2 separate regions of the Homo sapiens genome follow, and region 1 is linked to region 2. A link is a loop called in an ENCODE intact Hi-C map of the cell type or tissue named here. Cell type or tissue: heart right ventricle. All regions are shown on one strand.

Evidence for each region. Hi-C counts contacts between places; a loop is a spot of excess contacts. Peaks named below come from ENCODE experiments on the same cell type or tissue, not always from the same donor. Only the 100,000 strongest peaks of a DNase experiment are listed, where the experiment ranks them.
Region 1: a loop joins it to region 2, with 18 times the contacts of the local background. A loop is called at or near these places in 48 of 110 quality-filtered maps.

The regions. Positions count from the first base shown.
Region 1 is chr1:67,210,458-67,212,957 of GRCh38, reverse strand. All of the region lies in intron 6 of IL23R (interleukin 23 receptor), which reads right to left. Among named protein-coding and RNA genes, the nearest start is that of IL23R, 45 kb to the right of the region's middle. In heart right ventricle, a CTCF peak has its summit at 1,170 (motif pointing right); no DNase peak of the experiment used is centred here.
Region 2 is chr1:66,768,061-66,770,560 of GRCh38, reverse strand. It overlaps DYNLT5 (dynein light chain Tctex-type family member 5), which reads right to left. Exons shown (of 5, transcript NM_152665.3): 3 at 83-174. Among named protein-coding and RNA genes, the nearest start is that of DYNLT5, 17 kb to the right of the region's middle. In heart right ventricle, no CTCF peak of the experiment used is centred here; no DNase peak of the experiment used is centred here.

The DNA.
Region 1 (2,500 bases), 440 kb before region 2:
AGGTTGCAGTGAGCCAAGATCACGCCACTGCACTCCAGCCTGGGCAACACAGTGAGACTCTGTCTAAAAAGAAAAAAAAAGAAAAAGAAAGATTGCATGACTTAGCCAGGAGCAGTGGCTCGTGCCTGTAATACCAGCACTTTGGGAGGCTGAGGCGGGATGGTTGCTTGAGCTCAGCAGTTAGAGACCTTGACACTAGCCTGGGCAACATGACACAACCCTGTCTCTACAGAAAAATTTTTAAAATTTAGCTGGGCATGGTGGCACTCTCCTGTGGTCAGCTACTTGGGAGACTGAGGCAGGAGGATTGCTTGAGTCCAGGAGGTCAAGGCTGCAGTGAGCTGAGATTGCGCCACTGCGCTCCAGCCTGGGCAGTAGAGCAAGACCCTGTCTCAAAAGGAAAAAAAAAAAAAAGATTGCATGACTAGAAAGTAGCAGAGCCAGGCTTTGAACTCTAGAGCCTGTGCTCTTGGCCACAAGGCTTTCCTGTCGCTTTGAAGTAAACCCCCCACCTCCAGCAATATCTAATGGAGGCAATGCCACCACGGAGCTAAAGTGGTAGAAGAGACCTGTAATCTTTGGTATCCTCCCACTCCTCTTGACTCTGACTTTCCTGTCTTCCTACAGACATGCAGAGACAACACTTCATGCATGACCCAGATGAAATTGACAGTAGCAAATGTAAACAAAGCTTCATTCTGGCTACAGTGACTTGGCTTGAGTGATCTGGATAGAAATGGTAATTCACTTTTTCTGTGTTAGTGGTTGTGTTTAAAGGAAACGTGGTAGATTGACTGAGGGAGTCATGAGTTTAAAAAAACTTTCTGAAAAAAATAATGGTGGAGGAGACAGAAGTGGCTTTGGATTGAAACCTGTCTTTTCATTTTCTAAATATTTATTTGGTCTTTAAAGTGATGTAGAGTCTGTGAGAGGCACTTAGTTACTGACGGTATAAGTTCAAAAAAATCTGGCTTGACTTCTTTCAAACTCTATTTCCCTATTTATATAATGGAGCTAATACTACCTATCACAAAGGATTGTTATGAAGAGCATATGAGATAACAAATATTCTTTCTACTCTATTTGCCACTTCTGATAAAGAGAAGGTTTTGAAAAGTGAGCTCAAATGTACCTGTTACCAAGATGGCCTATGTAGCACCACCAGGGGGAGCAGAGAATAAGAGTTTCAACCAGAAAACAGTTGGCTTCTGAAAACTTATTCAGAGACACTGATAATATAATTCCTTTCTATTTTCTAAACACTTTTTCTAGTCTATTACATACTCCTATTTGCATGAAGTAAGAGGATTTGGTATCCTTTTTTTTTTTTTCCTCTGGAGACAGAGTCACTCTGTCACCCAGGCTGGAGTGCAGTGGCTCCATCTTGGCTCATTGCAACCTCCACCTCCCAGATTCAAGCGATTCTCTTGCCTCAGCCTTCTGAGTAGCTGGGATTACAGGCACACACCACCAGGCTTGGCTAAATTTTTTGTATTTTCAGTAGAGACGGGGTTTTGCCATGATGGCCAGTCTGGTCTTCAATCCCTGAGCTCAGGTGATCCGCCTGCCTTGGCCTCCCAAAGTGCTGGGATTACAGGCATGAGCCACTGCACCCAGCCTAAGAAACTCAGTATTCTTTAATATCATTCTATGACTGTGATACTATACAAGGACCCCAGGTGTCTTATTAGGATAAAACCCCATTAATTCAGAATCTAGGACTTGAGAATTGTATTTGTGTTGTTTTGAAATTTAATCTAAATTCTGCATATGCAAAAGGAATTCAGCAGGATCTTCACTTGATTATCAATCAAATGATGCAGAACGTGGATCCCATTTAAGTGTATGCAAACAACCATAAAGTTCACATTTATGATTTGAGTGAACAAAGGTAAACAAGTTGACGTAAGGAATTTACTTTTAATGAGTAATTTTTAGGGTATATAATAAAATTAGTATAGTTTTGCCCCCATCTTCTTGATACTTTTAAGATATATTACTCTATAGCAAAACCGATACTCAGAATCAGTCTTAAACAGCAAAAGGATTTGGAATCATGCTTAGCACCAAAGAAAAATTAAGTTATGTTTAATGTATTTTAGTGTTAAATACATATCACTTTATTTAACGCGCTGAAAACTGGTAATTTCACAGCTGATACATAACTGTTAATTAAGAAAAGCCAGGCCAGGTGCTGTGGCTCATGCTTGTAATCCTAGCACTTTGGGAGGCTGACGAGAAAGCCAGGGGGAGGATTATTTGAGGCTAGTTCAAGACCGGCCTGGGCAACATGGCAAGAATCTACAAAAAAATAAAAATAAAAATAAATTAGCCAGGCATAGTGATGAGTGACTGTAGTCCCAGCTACTTGGGAGGCTAAGGCAGGAGGATCACTTGAGCCCAAGAGGTTGTGGCTGCAGTGAGCTATGATTGCACCACTGAACTTCAGCCTGGGTGATGAAGTGAGAGTCTATCTCTAAAAAAAAAACCTTAAAAAAGT
Region 2 (2,500 bases):
CCAGGTTATCAAATATCATTTTTAAGAGAATCAGTCACCAATTTAGAAGTTTAAAATAGGAGTGAGAGATAAAAGAACACACCCAACTGATAGGTGTTTTCCATCTGAACTGTAAGGCGAGAGATATCATCACGCTGACTGGGTTCTTCCATATAAGACACAGTACTCATAGAACTAAAAACAAGGGAGAAAACAAATTTTAGTCATTATTATAACAATAATAACAAAATACAATATTGCTTTAAGCTAAAATGTTACAAAGATGAAGTTTTCTCAGAAAATTTCAAGTAAGTCTTATGTAAATATCCTAGTGGCATATTGAAAGTCCAAAACATTTTAGAGATGGAAATATTAAGATGCAGAGGAATTATTTGGAGCAGGTCTCAATGTGATGGCTGAAGCCCAGGGCAGTTACCCAGGTCATCAAATTATCCAGAAAGCGATCCTGGGTTGATGTATGTGTATGGGGTAACAGTACATACTTCAAAATCCATTGCCAATCGCATCTCCACCACTGATATAAAGCCTCTCCTCAAAGTAGATAAAGCTCACAAACAGGGCTGGGGGACATATGAGGAAGCTTAAAATGTTGGAAGACAACTCTATATACACATGGAGTATTATAAAGAGTTCACTATTATATGTAGTTCACAAAATCCCTTTAGTATGAAAAAGAAAAATGAGAAACTCATCTACGTGGTAGAGGAAACCGCAATTCACCAAAACTATAATACATTAATAAGCATCAATCGGCCTTTTCAACATCGAAAAAGGGTTTTGGTTTCGTTATCAAGGCAATATGAGCTTATCCTGGTGCTAAACAGGAGACCCAAGCAAAGAGGAGGCCCCACTGTCTCTCCAGCACTACTTAATTCAACTTAGTTCAGAGGAAATTCAGCTGTAACTAATGACAGTCTCAGAATGCTGCACCCTCAATTTTCTCCACCTGTGAAAATGAACTTTAAGACAGATGTCATTTCAAAGGGGAGGATATAATAGCATGTGTGTGTGTGTGGGTGTGTGTTTGTGTGTGTGTGTGTTCAGAGTGACCACTTTTCTAAGCAGGCTATGTTTTTGCTTTAATTAAATAAAAAATAGATATTTGCTCTTAATCTTTGGGGATCTTTTTTCTTGCAAGGAATTTAAAATACTTAGTTCTACGCTGTTTGGAATTAATGAACTTCTTGCAAATCGATATTTTAAGAAAATCACGGGTAATCTATTTTTAAAAATCCTTTAATGCAATACAACTTACATGATAAATTAGGGTTTACCCACTCAGCCCAAGAAAATGATGGAAGAAATTCTGGCTGCTTTTTTCATGGTGGATTTCTGGATGAGTGACTTAATCTTTATTCTTATAACACCTGCCTTCCTCAATTTACTGCTGCCCTTTGAAGTAGCAACCAGCCTGTTTGGCCACACTGGCTGCAGGTGTTGTGGGCAATACCAAAGATGATTACTGCTGCTTAAAAAACCCAATGTTACATAAACCCCTTGATTCTAAGATAAGTCAGTCTGCTCCATTACTATATATGCTACTTTTAACTTTGTAAAACATTTCCCATAAATTATCTCATTTTACTTTCACAATATCCTTTGAGGTAAGTAAAAGATTCATTATTCTACCCATTTCAGAGATAAAGGGAATGAGGCAAAGGGCTTAATGTACATGTATAAAAGGCAGACAGATTTCAAATGTCCTGTTTACCTCTTAGTGACAAAGTCCCAAGTATGATTATAACAGACAGAATGAAAATAGGGACAATGAAATAATTAATCACTGCAATTAAAACTTACTTGCATAATACAGAAGGTATTCATAAAAACTCAATTTCTTTTCTACTGAACACCATATTAAAAATTCATGGAGAAGAAGAGGTGGTACAAAACTCAAATTAGCTGGAGTGAAAATTCCAAGACAAAAAAGCAAATAAGGATTTTTATAAACTGTCTTCACTATCAGTTACTGAAGATTGACAATCAGTGCACTTAATATTATTATCATTATGAAACTGGTAAATGTCATAAGGGCAGCTTAAAAATCCCACTGGTTGAAGATTGGTGTGCAAATAGAAAGTTTTGCAGATTGACTTTTTTTGAGTTATTGTAGATAAATTTGTTCAGTGCCCTTTTATTTCCATAGGAATCATATAAACAGTGTATGCTCATTTTACAAATTCAAAACATACAGAAAAACATAGAGAAGAAAGTAAAATTACAAAAAATTATTAACCTCAGTTGTTCTCTAACCCCTGTTAACATTAACAAAAATCATTTCAGACATTTGATTTTACATATGGGCTCATATTATAGATGCTTTAAAAAAATTTAAAATGTATCATGGATAACTTTCCATGTCAATAAATAGCAAACAATACTTTAAATATCAAGACAGTACTTAATACATACACATTCTGGATTTCATTTAACCATGTATCATCCATGCCTTTTAGGCTATTTCCAATATTCTACTATTATAAAGAAAATTATAATGAAC